Regions from separate parts of the Homo sapiens genome. Here all the other regions are linked to region 1. A link is a contact called in ENCODE Hi-C or POLR2A ChIA-PET data. All regions are on one chromosome and are shown on one strand. Each heading gives the region's core, a stretch centred on a gene start or an enhancer-like site at or near the end of the contact. The rest is flanking DNA. Distances are from core to core; before and after follow the strand shown.

What was found. Hi-C counts contacts between places; a loop is a spot of excess contacts on that map. ChIA-PET counts read pairs that join two places held with the same protein, here RNA polymerase II (POLR2A). Pooled maps may share reads with other maps.
Region 2: a loop to region 1 is called in a map with no recorded cell type, with 16 times the contacts of the local background. The contact joins the promoter of TMEM214 here to the promoter of PPM1G in region 1. A Hi-C loop is called at or near these places in 1 of 37 single-sample maps with no recorded cell type and 6 of 50 pooled maps. POLR2A ChIA-PET finds 5 or more read pairs at or near these places in 2 of 52 experiments (PC-3 and activated CD4-positive, alpha-beta T cell).
Region 3: a loop to region 1 is called in a map of mammary epithelial cell, with 20 times the contacts of the local background. The contact joins the enhancer-like site here to the promoter of PPM1G in region 1. A Hi-C loop is called at or near these places in 12 of 168 maps with a recorded cell type or tissue (GM12878, HCT116, HepG2 and 9 more), 11 of 37 single-sample maps with no recorded cell type and 18 of 50 pooled maps. POLR2A ChIA-PET finds 5 or more read pairs at or near these places in 10 of 52 experiments (AG04450, HEK293T, HepG2 and 7 more).

Annotation. Positions count from the first base shown.
Region 1 is chr2:27,407,795-27,412,087 of GRCh38, reverse strand. It overlaps PPM1G (protein phosphatase, Mg2+/Mn2+ dependent 1G), which reads left to right and starts at 2,497. Exons shown (of 10, transcript NM_177983.3): 1 at 2,497-2,785. The coding sequence starts at 2,666. RefSeq lists silencers at 2,327-2,516, 2,607-2,796, 2,867-2,916, 2,937-3,016.
Region 2 is chr2:27,031,133-27,035,425 of GRCh38, reverse strand. TMEM214 (transmembrane protein 214) reads right to left here and starts at 2,461. Exons shown (of 17, transcript NM_017727.5): 1 at 2,260-2,461; 2 at 1,160-1,359; 3 at 141-291. The coding sequence starts at 2,410. RefSeq lists an enhancer at 2,549-2,838.
Region 3 is chr2:27,680,633-27,684,925 of GRCh38, reverse strand. It overlaps SLC4A1AP (solute carrier family 4 member 1 adaptor protein), which reads right to left. Exons shown (of 14, transcript NM_018158.3): 9 at 2,567-2,678. Among named protein-coding and RNA genes, the nearest start is that of SLC4A1AP, 19 kb to the right of the region's middle. RefSeq lists an enhancer at 2,062-3,261. Within about 2 kb of position 1,250, at least 9 of the 41 ENCODE cell types and tissues checked have a DNase peak (open chromatin) inside an H3K27ac peak, as active enhancers do; they include HCT116, PC-3, PC-9 and 2 more, where a contact is called at or near this core.

The DNA.
Region 1 (4,293 bases), core at 1,248-3,747:
TTAGTTGTCACCCTAAACTGAACCACTGTTTTCCCCCCAAAACTAGCATCCCCTCAAACTGCACCTTTTTCTGTTAATGGCTCCACCACATTTTGTTATGCAGAGTCAAAATCTTGGTGTTATTCATTCATTCAACAAATATTTAAATATTATTCAGCACATACAACTTTGCAAGGGATGCTGGAAAACACAATGGTAAGTTTAATGGAACTTCTGCCTTCATAAAGGCTTATATTCTATCAGGAAAGACAAACAAGTGTGGACCCAAACTAGTATAGTGATAGTAGAGATTTCCTGGAGAAAGTGATGGTCAAGAGGGGTGTGGAGAGGTGTGCTCCATGGGTAAAAGTGTAAGAGAAAGCATGGCTTTAGATGCACCCAAAGACATTGCTGAAGCAGAGTTGTAGGAGAAATGGAGAGTTAAAGAGAGGCATACGTGAATCTGGATGATTAGCATGAAGGGTCTTGTAAACTATAAGGAATTTGGACTATCGGAAGAGCATGAAGAAGCCATGATTAGTTTTATCTTTTTAAAGAATCTTTTTTTTTTTTTTGAGACGGAGTTGCTCTGTCACCCAGGGTGGAGTGCAGTGGCGCCATCTTGGTTCACTGCAACCTCCGCCTCTGGGGTTCAAGCTATTCGCCTGCCTTAGCCTCCCAAGTAGCTGGGATTACAGGAGCGCACCACTACGCCTGGCTAATTTTTGTATTTTTAGTAGAGACGGGTTTCACATGTTGGCCAGGCTGGTCTCGAACTTCTGGCCTCAAGTGATCCACCACCCCCCCTTGGCCTCCCAAAGTGCTGGGATTACAAGTGTGAGCCACTGTGCCCGGCTGAAAAGAATCAATTTTGTCATAGTTTGGAGAATTTCTCCTTTTCTCTCCATCCCTTGAATGCAATTTATTACCAAATCTGTCTTATTTGTTATTGTCTAATTTGTCCTTTCATCTGGATTCCCATTGCCACCCTGCGTGGTACCACCTTACTCCCAGCTCTTCTCATCTCCTGCTTAGAGTAAGAGCTCTCTAACTAGTAGCAGTGCCCCAGGCCAGGCGCGGTGGCTCACGCCTGTAATCCCAGCACTTTGGGAGGCTGAGGCGGGTAGATCACGAGGTCAGGAGTTCGAGACCAGCCTGGCCAACATGGTGAAACCCCGTCTCTACTAAAAATACAAAAATTAGCCAGGCGTGGAATCCTAGCTACTCGGGAGGCTGAGGCAGGAGAATCGCTTGAACCTGGGAGGCGGAGGTTGCAGTGAGCCAAGATAGCGCCACTGCACTGCAGCCTGGGCAACAAGAGCGAAACTCTGTCTTAAAAAAAAAACAATAGTAGGCGGGGTGCGGTGGCTCACGCCTGTAATCCCAACACTTTGGGAGGCCGAGGCGGGCGGATCACGAGGTCAGGAGATGGAGACCATCCTGGCTAACACGGTGAAACCTCGTCTCTACTAAAAATACAAAAAATTAGCCAGGCGTGGTGGCGGGCGCCTGTAGTCCCAGCTACTCGGGAGGCTGAGGCAGGAGAATGGCGTGAACCCGGGAGGCGGAGCTTGTAGCCTGGGCGACAGAGCGAGACTCTGTCTCAAAAACAAACAAAAAACAACAACACAACAGTGCCCCAGACTCTCTCCCTCCAATGTACACTGCATACAAAGACTAGACAAACGATGCCAAAGGTTACACCAGGACGACAATGAAGTCCAAGTCACTCATCTTGGCGCTTCTTTTTATCAAGCTAGCTAGTTAATATTACCACTTACAATCATTCTCCGAGTCCAGCCAGCTTCCTCAGAAATCCTCCCCAAATGCAGTTCACATTCTTCCCTCACTCCTCCAAACCTTATAACATTATTCCCTTTTCCTGTGGCATAATGCAATCCAGAGGCATCCTCTCTGAGAGCCTACATCCTTTCAATCCTCCAAGAAACAGCTCCTCCTCCCATCCTTGAGCTTTTCCCACCCAGAATAGGCTGTACCAAACATTTCTACATTGTATTAACTCGAATTATATCACAGATCGAGGTCTTCGCTTTCAGAAAAGACTCACATTCTTCTCATATAGGCCTCGCATGGCCTGGCCAAGTACTTCCTAAGCTCGGAACAAATACTGGTCAACTTTAATTGAACCAAATCGGGCGGGGTTTGCGGAGTCTGAGAGTGCAACGTTGGGGAGAGGGGGATGAAAACACTGGAGGACGGGCTGAAAGCGTCGAGTCCGACACAAAAGAGGCGTCAGACAAAACGCCAAGAGGCTGGGGACTGGGAACGAAGGAAGAGGTTCTGCCAGAGGCGACCTGCCACCTGCGCGAGGAAGCGGAGTAGGACGGCGGCCGTTGGTGGGCGTGGTCGCGCTAGTCTCGCGGGAGCGGCCGTTGGGCGGGCCGTTGTCCCTGCGGGCGGGGCGAGTTGCTAAGGAAATGACTGCCCGCAGCGCCTGGCCCCGCCGCGCAGGCCGGGCGGGGTCTGGAGCGGCGCCGTTTCCGCTTCCGCTCCCTCACAGCTCCCGTCCCGTTACCGCCTCCTGGCCGGCCTCGCGCCTTTCACCGGCACCTTGCGTCGGTCGCGCCGCGGGGCCTGCTCCTGCCGCGCGCACCCCCGGGGCTTCGGCTCCGGCACGGGTCGCGCCCAGCTTTCCTGCACCTGAGGCCGCCGGCCAGCCGCCGCCATGGGTGCCTACCTCTCCCAGCCCAACACGGTGAAGTGCTCCGGGGACGGGGTCGGCGCCCCGCGCCTGCCGCTGCCCTACGGCTTCTCCGCCATGCAAGGCTGGCGCGTCTCCATGGAGGTGAGGAGGCAGGGGCCCATAGGCTGGCCGCTGCGGGGCGGGAATCTGACGGAGAAAGAGAGCGGGGGATGGGGTCCTCCCCTGGGAAGGGTCCCAATTGGGAGCCTGCGGCCGCAGCGGCCGTTTGCGGGGCGACAGAGACCGCGGGGTCAGGGCCGAGAGGGAGCTCCCGATGCTTGGGGACCGTGTGCCGGTGGCCAGTGGCGGCGAGGGCTCGGCCATGTGGGAAGAGGCACCTTCCGCCCACTGACCGCCCTCTCCCCGAGCTTTGGCGCCATCCTCTCGTGCCAACCTAGCCCTCCAGGCTCATCAACGGTGTGAGGTTTAGTGTGGGAGTAAAGACGCAAATAGGGGCTATTTATTCATTTGTTTTTCAAGGGAGAGGTGAATAGATGTGAATAACTTTTTAAATTTTAATATTTAAAATATCTGATGTGGGAAGCCTCTTTTGGCTAGGAGTTTGACAGTGAAAGGAACCCCGGGCAGAGTCTGTTTCACATTTTGGTTGCCTGGCCTTGGGCTCTTGCATGTTAATTTCAGAGGCTGGACCCGACCTCCAGGAGTTGTCACTCATTTGCACTCTTTTCAGGGCCTTTTACTAACTTCGGAAAACTTGAATTATGTCAGTCCCTAGGTTTTCCTTTTTATTATGCTTCGTTTTCTTTCTCTCTTAGGATTTCTCTAAAACTTAATCAGTAATTCTCATTTGCCTGTAATTGTAGTTTATAGTTTCTTTGATTGTAAGTCATTTCATCAATTTTTTTCATCACAACCTACCTACAAAGGGCTTTTCTAGAAAATTTTACTCTGGACAAAAGGGGAAAAGAAAAATATTGGGGGGAAAGTAGTAGTATTAGGTAAAACTTGATGTGAAACTACAAAAGAGAAGAGGGAAAACTGCGGTAGGGAGGAAAGGGAGGAAGACGGGTTAACCGTGGCTTTGTGAAGAGCATTCTGAAGTCTAGGCAAAAGGGCCAGGGAAATACTCTGTCTGGTATTGAGGGTTTCTCCACCTACCGGGTGGGCTTCAGGTAACAGCGAAATACTGTCTCCCTTGGGAATTGTTTCAGATCCCTCGCTCCTCCCTGTGGTTAGCTCTGGAATGACAGTATGAACTTAAATGTTTTGTTTTCCGATTCAAATTTTATATTCATAACTGACCTTAATAACAATTTTATAATTAGGTATAAAATTTCAGGATTGGAGTGTATCCTATAGTTCATCTCATCTGCTTTGGCTCCCTTTTTTTTTTTTTGAGACAGAATTTCGCTCTTGTTGCCCAGGCTGGAATGCAATGGCGCGATCTCGGCTCACCGCAACCTCCGCCTCCCAGGTTCGAGCAATTCTCCTGCCTCAGCCTCCCTAGTAGTTGGGATTACAGGCATGTGCCACCACGCCTGGCTTATTTTGTATTTTTAGTAGAGACAGGGTTTCTTCATGTGGGTCAGGCTGGTGTTGAACTCCTGACTTAGGTGATCTGCCTGCCTCGGTCTCCCAAAGTGCTAGGA
Region 2 (4,293 bases), core at 1,212-3,711, 380 kb after region 1:
ACATTCACAGTCACGATGATTTGAGACCAGCCCAAATCACCCATGGAAATCAGGACAGTGTGGGGCACTGGGATCTGTTATACCACCCTTTTTGAATTTATTTGAACTTGTCTGAGCTTGAGGAAGCTGGAAGGACTTACCATGAGTATGCTGGCTCAGCGTGGGTTCACTTAGAGGAGCTTGTAGCTTGTAGTTGAGATAGCTGGCCAGGTCCTTCAACCATATGGATGGGTTTCCAGAGAACACACTCTGGCTCTTGTCCAGTTCCTTCTGCAGGTCTGCCACATCCAGCTGCCAGGGACAATCCCCCAACCCCCCACCATGGCGAGTTGTGAGTGAGGGAGTAAAGAAATGGGGTAGGGGTGGGAAAATGGTTGAACTAGGTGGCAGTAGGAAGAAGGGATTCCATTTTTAAGCATAAGAACATGGAATGCTGCAATTCTGCTGTACCTACATCTTTAAGAATGGAACAGGACAGCTGAAAATGCTGATCTCAGGCCCTATCCTCTCAGGCCCTCCACATGTTCAAGAGGAAAACAGAGGGCCAGGCGCGGTGGCTCACGCCTGTAATCCCAGCACTTTGGGAGGCCAAGGTGGGCGGATCACCTGAGGTCAGGAGTTCAAGACCAGCCTGGCCAACGTAGTGAAACCCCATCTCTACTAAAAATACAAAAATTAGCCAGGCGTGGTGGCAGACGCCTGTAATCCCAGCTGCTTGGGAGGCTGAGGCAGGAGACAGAGGTTGCAGTGAGCTGAGATCACACCACTGCACACCAGCCTGGGCGACAGAGGGAGACTCTAACTCAAAAAAAAAAAAAAAAAAAGAGGAAAACAGAGGACAAGACAGAAAATGAAAGATCAGTATTTCCATAGGACAGAGAATCATAACCAGTTTCTCCATCTCCTCCCTGGTGTTCCTGGGTCTTCAAGGCTTTCCTCTTACCAATCCATGTTTCCCTATAAATTTTCCATTTCCTTTCTATTCTAAGTGCAGGCATTCTGTTCCCCTGGGGTTTCCATCTTTTCCTGAACTCCTCTCAACCCTTAAAGTGTTTCAAATCCCATAGGATCTCAGCTGCCCATCCACCTCCCCCTCCTCTCATCTTCTCTAAATCTCAAGCCCCCATTCTTTCTGCGTCTCATGTCTAGGCACACTCACAGCTTTCAGTGCTTCCTCCAGGCTGCGGAAGCGGCCCTGCTTCTGGTTTTGGTTGGGAGGAGTTGCCACCTTCTTTGGCTGCTTCTTGTTCCCTGGTTTCTTAGGTTCCACAGCAGGGGGTGGGACCTGCTCCTTATTCTGCCGCTTCATGATATTCTCAAAGCCCCGCTCATAAAGGGTGCTTGTGGTCTGGATTGCAGCTGGGGTGAAGATAGGTAGAGAAAGGCAGGCCACCCTTGAGTCCCCAAGGCCTCACCTATCAGTGGTCCCTTTCCCCACACTGCCACCTAATTCATCTCCAGGGAAGAGCCTGTCTCAAAGCCCCTTCCTCTTGGACTGCTTAAGGAGCAGGGCAGGCTGTTCTCCTGGTAGCTTCTTTCATTACAGCTCTTGAGTCTATGGGCTCTTTCATAAAGATGGGGCAGTTCTTCATTAGACAAATCAGAGTATGTAGGAACAAGCAGAGAGGTTGGATATAGAGGTTTGCCTTATTCAGTGAGTGGCTACTAGTCTGGGAAGACAAGCTTTTTCCATCTTGGTCCTACCCTAACGCCTCTTGGTTCCGACATGACAACTCTATAATCAACAAGTGGCAATCTTTCTCCACTCCTCAGTGGAAGAACCAGGTGTCACTTATAATTCCTGGTGAGTGTTGAGTGTGTGGCGGTCATTTCTCCCACTGCTGGGCCTCCTGTCCCTTCCTCCATGACCTGCTGGTTACTTAAAGAGGGGGCACCGTGTATAATGATCCACAGTACCTCTTCAAAGCTCAGACACCTGCCCAGAGAGACCAGCTAGGGCCCTGGGCAGCTGGGAGAGTGTGTGCAGTGAACTGAGAGTCTGAGGACCGGAATCCTAGCCCCTCTGACACATGACCCTGGCCAAGGTATCCAACTTCACTGGGCCTCAGTTTACTCATCTGGGAGGTGAGGACCGCAACCTTCCCTGGAGCTGTCTGCCTCCCGTGAGGCTCCAAAGAGACAACGCAAGCGTGGCGCTCGGGGATGTGCCTGCGAGCTCGCGCCCAGGTTCTGGGAGCCGCTCGCTGCGACCCTGCCGGACAGGCCTGGGGTAGGCGGCGGGGCAGGGCGGGTACTCACGGGTCAGGTCGTATTTCCACACTCCGTTTGCTTCCCCGAGCGCCCTGCGGTTCCTGCCGCCTCCTCGGCCGCCGGCGCCGGCGCCGACCCCAGGCCGCCGACCCTTCTTCACTACCTCCCACCGCCCCACGCCCGCCGTCTTGGTCGCCATGGCTCGCAGCCCTCCCTCCTCGGCCACTTCCCCGGCTTTCCGGTCCGGCGCGAGCGCGCCGCACTCTGCCACGTCTCCTCGCAGGACCGCGCGCCCGGCGCCCGGCGCCCGCCGCAAGGCAGCCTGGGACTTGTAGTCCCTCTCCTGGGCCGGGCTCTCCTGAGCGAAGAGCATCGGGAAGAGGCTTCCGCGGCAGCCTGCGGCCCCCGCCCAGGCGAAGAGGCCGGGAGGAGAGGAGATTCCCTTCTGAGAACGTTCATTGAGCGTCGATGTGAAGGCCACGGCATTGAGAGACTTGGTAGAACTGTTTCTGTTTTTCTTTCCTTTATTGATCAATTGATTGATTGATTGCCAGGGCCGCGCTCTGTCGCCCAGACTGGAGTGCAGTAGCGCGATCTCAGCTCACTGTAACTTCCGCCACCCAGGTTCAAGCGACTCTCGTGCCTCAGCGTCCCGAGTAGCAGGGACTACAGGCTCCCGCTGCCAAGCCCAGCTAATTTTTGTATTTTTAGTAGAGACGGGGTTTCGCCATGTTGGCTAGGCTGGTCTCGAACTCCTGACCTAAAGTGACCCACCCCACCCCCACCCCTCAGCCTCCCAAAGTGCTGGGATTACAGGCGTGAGCCACGGCGCCCGGCCACTGTTTTTCTTTCCTTTCTCGTAGAGCTGGAAGGATGGAAGGGAAGTAGTGCTCCTCATATCTAGGGAGAGATTGAAGATTAAATGCTTCCTTCCTTCTAGGAAAGTGCTGGCTTTACTGTTGCTAGTGATTAAACCTCGGGTTTAATGGGCTATACAAATCTATTGCCAAAGAACAAGGAAGAGGATGGGGGCTTGAGGAAAGGGCAGAGTGTTGGGGAGCTGGGGTAGGAGGTGGAGAATGGAGAATAATTTTTTTTTTTTTTTTTGAGACAGGATCTTGCTTTGTCGCCCAGGCTGGAGTTCAGTGGCGCGATCACGACTCACTGCAGCCTCAACTTCTAGGGCTCAGGTGATCCCCCACCACGGATCACCTGACCCACCACCACCCCCGGCTAATCTTTGGTATTTTTTGTAGAGACTGGGTTTTGCTGTGTTGCCCAGGCTGATCTCAAACTCCTGGGCTCAGTGATCCACCCTCTTCAGCCTCCCAAAGTGCTGGGATTACAGGAGTGAGCCACCGCTCCTGGCCTCTGAGTTCTTCTCATGGGAGGCTGAGAAAAGTCTGGGGGTCTGGGACAGCCAGGGCCGGGTTTCCCCTTCCAGGCAATGAGAAAGAACAGGCTCTGCCTCCCACCATAAGAGTCAATCCCAAGTTCCAGATGTGTCAGGGAAGCGATGGAGAGCCCCAGACTTGAGGCATCTGCAGACAGGTTCCTGCTCAGACATCCACGTGGAGGGTGTTAGTATCCTGGGAGCCTTCAGAACCTTGAAGCATGCCAGCAGAGGAGAATGAGGGAAGATAAAATCAAAGTGACTTATCACAATTAAGGAAATGTGCTATTTCATGTACAACTGTGTGTGAGGATGAGATTCCTACCTGCCATACTGAGGTATTATGATAAGAACTAAGAGAGTCCAAATTCCTACAGGATGAACAGCTGAGGGAGCGATGCATTCCTTAGGAAGGAGTTTAGCTTCCCGAAGGAGACGGCAGCTGAGATAGGTTCTGAGAAATAGCATTTTCATTGGTTCCCCGGGCGCCGTGGCTCACGCCTGTAATCCCAGCACTTCGGGAGGCCGAGGTGGGTATCACCTGAGGTCAGGAGTTCGAAACCAGTCAGGCCAACATGGTGAAACCCCATCTCTACTAAATACAAAAAAGTAGCCAGGTATGATGGCGCAGGCCTATAATCTCAGCTACTTGGGAGGCTGAGGCAGGAGAATCGCTTGAACCTTGGAGG
Region 3 (4,293 bases), core at 1-2,500, 270 kb before region 1:
ATGAACTCCACAGAAGTCTGCTGGAGGTGGGACTTTGACATGAAATTTTACCCCTCTATAGACCCTAAACAAGTGTCTTTATTAGTTCCTAGAGTCAAAGATTACTAAATACAAAACACTTGAAAATAGCTTGTAAGGAACTAAAATAGTTATTTCAGATGAGTGCCAGCTACAGGAATTCTGGACTGTTATAACTCATGATATTAAAGGATTTCAATTGATTACAAAATCTTCTAAGGAATAAATCAGACAATCAGAAATAAGTCATTTGTGCTGCTTTTTCATTTTAGACTTAGCGTAATTTCAAGGAAACAAGGCATGTAAATCCATCAAACAGATCCTGAAGAAAAGGAGGAAGACATTTCTCAAAGAATAAAGCTAAATATTCTAATCAAAGCCATTCAATAAAAGTATTTATTAGAAAAGGTTGATCACAGTTATGGAATAGAGGGAAGGAACCAAAGCATATCTTGGTTATATCTTTTTTTTTTTTTTTTTGAGACAGAGTCTTGCTCTGTGGCCCAAGCTGGAGTGCAGTGGTGCGATCTCAGCTCACTGAAACCTCTGCCTCCCCGGTTCAAGCGATTCTCCTGCCTCAGCCTCCTGAGTAGCTGGGGTTATAGGTGCGCAGGCCACCGTGCTCAGCTAATTTTTGTATTTTTAGTAGAGACGGGGTTTCACCATGTTGCCCAGGCTGGTCTCGACTAGTGAGCTCAAGCAATCCACCCACCTCGGCCTCCCAAAGTGCTGGGATAACAGGTATGAGCCACCGCGCCCGGCCTATATTATCTTTTAAATATAGGACTTAGTTCTAAAATTCTCTAAGGAGGGCTGTTTAGTAAAAAGTTTTCTATTTAAAACCTAAGTCCCCACCGCAACAGATTGAAAAGCCTACTTGTTAGGTAAACCATTACTCATTCAGAATACATAGTGAGGCCGAGGCAGGTGAATCATGAGGTCAGGAGTTCGAGACCAGTCTGGCCATGGTGAAAAACTGTCTCTACTAAAAAAAAATACAAAAAATTAGTTGGGCGTGGTGGTGGGTGCCTGTAATCCCAGCTACTCGGGAAGCTGAGGCAGGAGAATCGCTTGAACCCGGGAGGAGGAGGTTGCAGTGAGCCGAGATGGCCACTGCACTGCAGCCTGGGTGACAGTGTGAGACTGTCTCTCAATGAAACAAACAAAAAGAATACATAGCTAGGACTTCAGATTTCTGCCACCAGAGGGCAGTATACCCTAATTCAGGGTGTTTTGGACGAATTGTGCCCCCTGCTGCCCAAATTCATGTTTGAAGTCCCAAGCCCCAGTACCTCAGAATATGACTGTAAATTAAATTAAACTGAATTAAAATGACACTATTAGGGTGGGGCCCTAACTCAGTATGACTCATGTCCTTAGAAGAAGAAGAAGAGACACCAGGAGTGCAAGTGCACAGAGGGATGGCCATCTGAAGAGCCAGCAAGAGGGCAGCCATTGGTAAGCAGAGAGGCCTTAGAGGAAACCAACCCTGCTGGCAACTGTGAACAAATAAATTTCTGTTGTTTAAGCTGCCCAATCCCTAGTATTTTGTTATGGTGGCCCTAGCAAACTAATACTCAAGGTTCAGCTCTTAGGGGTAATGAAAACCTTTTAAAAGCTGAATCTATGAATAGGAATATAGATAAAGCAAAAACATACAGACAGACATATATTGTAGGGTAGCAGGGAAATCATAAAGCTCAAGAGACAGACCTGGATCTGATTACCAGCTTAGTTACATAACGCTGGTGTGATCTGGTATTTAACTTCTCTGACTCTATTTCCTCATTTGTAAGAGGCAATAATTCCCACACAGCAAAAGGTGTTGGAAGGATTAAATGAAGAAAAATCATATGGCAGAGGCAAGTGCACACACTATGTTCTTAAATGTTGGTGAGTCTGAACACTACATCTATCCACCTGGGGAAAAGCATTTAATGCAGGAGACCCATTCTTAAATGCAACATTCATGAGAAATTAATAAACTATGATTCTAATTTACAAACCATTTACTTGCAAATTGATTGGCATAAATTAATTCATCAATTCTTGATAACCCTAAGCTGAGAAAAAGAATCCACAAACTGGCCAGGCACAATGGCTCATGCCTATAAACCCAGCATTTTGGGAGGCCAAGGCAGGTGGATCACGAGGTCAAGAGATGGAGACCATCCTGGCCAACATGGTGAAGTCCCATCCTACTAAAAATACAAAAATTAGCTGGGCATGGTGGAGCACGCCTGTAGTCCCAGCTACTCGAGAGGCTGAGGCAGGAGAATTGCTTGAACCCGGGAGGCGGAAGTTGCAGTCAGCCGAGATCACGCCACTGCACTCCAGCCTGGTGACAGAGTGAGACTCTGTCTCCAAAAAAAAAAAAAAAAAAGAATCCAAGAACCAAGTTCTGGGAAAGATGTGATCATACCAAGCCCACAGCCCTTTCTCACATTACTATGGAATGAGTCATTTGTAGTTTCAAAAAAGAAAAGAGAAAAATTAGCTCAGGGATAACTCAAGGGCTAAAAGTTTAACACCCTGACTCACAACTTACCCCTACTGTTCCAGTTTTTAATTTGAATTTGCTTCCTCCTTTCATGGCACCAAATAGAGGCAATGTAAGCTTTTTAGCTTTGTTTTCTGCACCTGTAGTCTGAGTTTCAGTCCTAGGAAGAAAGAATAATTATACACATCTATTCCAGGGAGTCCCAAGGTTTTATCTAAAAATACCATGATACTGACAAAGAAACCTCTGGCAAAATAAAAATTACCACAAAATGAATATCTAAGCATATAACAATAAGAAAGAGGTATTCAGACCAACAGATTTTGAATGGACAAGAACAATGCTGACTGTCACAGACACAGAGCTATGATGAGGCTGCTCCCTTAGTCAAGTAATTTGCCACATGCTACATGACTTCACACCCATGAAATGACTACAGTACAAAGGTCACTGGCAAAGGAGAACATATAAGCAGCAGGAGATTGATCCATGGTGTAAAGCCCTACTTCCCACCAACCTCTGAAGAGTGTCTTACTTATCTGGAGCTCCCACTTAAGCGCAATAGCTCTGAGCACTTAAAAAAAAAAGTGTGCATGGGGATGGGGGTACAGTATGCAGGATACCCAGTGTAGTAATGACAAAGATATAGTGAGAGACTGCAACTGCTGAGCCTGTCAACATTCTCAACGGCTGGAGATAGTTAGAAAAGCTAAGCCCATTAGGACAAAGCTGAGGAAGGGTATAAAGAAGAGATAGTAGAAATTAGAAAGGCAGGGGGAGAACAGAGCAAAAACAAAAGGGATAGCAATTCAGTTGACAAGATACTCAGAGCAGGCAGAGGTGACAATGAGAATATGGCATGAGGAGACAGAGGAAACCCCAGAATAAGCATACTAGACTGAAAAGAAAGCCCTCTGTTTTCTTCATATTGACCATGGGACAGCCCTGAAAACTGGAATATAAGGACAGTAATGGCATTCGACTCACAGTGACCCATACCAGATGTTAGCTACCTGGCCCTCCCTGAAGCCCCACTTGCTACTACTGCCTTCTTTTACCTAAGTCTTATCCCCTTAGTAGCACTCTTAAGTCCAGCCTCAAGCCCCTTTCTCCCTACCAGAGATAAAACCCATTCCCTTGCTAAGGCCACCAGAAGAATGCTGCCTGCCTGGCCATGAAGGACATTTTGTCAAATCATTATCCTTCACACCCTTCCCCACAGGCCTCAGGAAGGCTCTGGCATAGAAAGACAGAAGCAACAGCAACACAGATGTTTTCAGCTACATTAAAAAGCCAGGCTGGCCTAGAGGATAAGCTAAGACTGGCTCAAAGGAGATGAAAAAGCAGAAGATGGAATCACAATCAAGATTGCTTGCAGGGGTTAGGGTAGGAGGCAGAAAGTTTGGAAGTTCAACCCATAAGTGAAAAGAGGAGGAAGAAGATACACATCTAGACCAGTATCCAAAATAGGAAAGGGAGGAAAAACCAGGCAAGCACACAGACTGATAGCAGGAGAGGAGGCTCTGGAGGAAGCTGAGACATATTTCGTTTTCGTTTTTTTTTTTTTTTAATTCTTCTTGCCCCAAATGTTGTTGTTGTTGTTGTTGTTGTTGTTGTTGTTTTCCAAAGCAGAGATTTGTTTTTGTTTTGTTTTTGTTTGTTTGTTTGTTTGAGACAGGGTCTTGCAACCTCACTCTCCCAGGTTCAAGTGATACCTCAGCCTCCCAAGTAGCAGGGATTACAGACAAGCACCACCATACCCAGCTAAGTTTTTA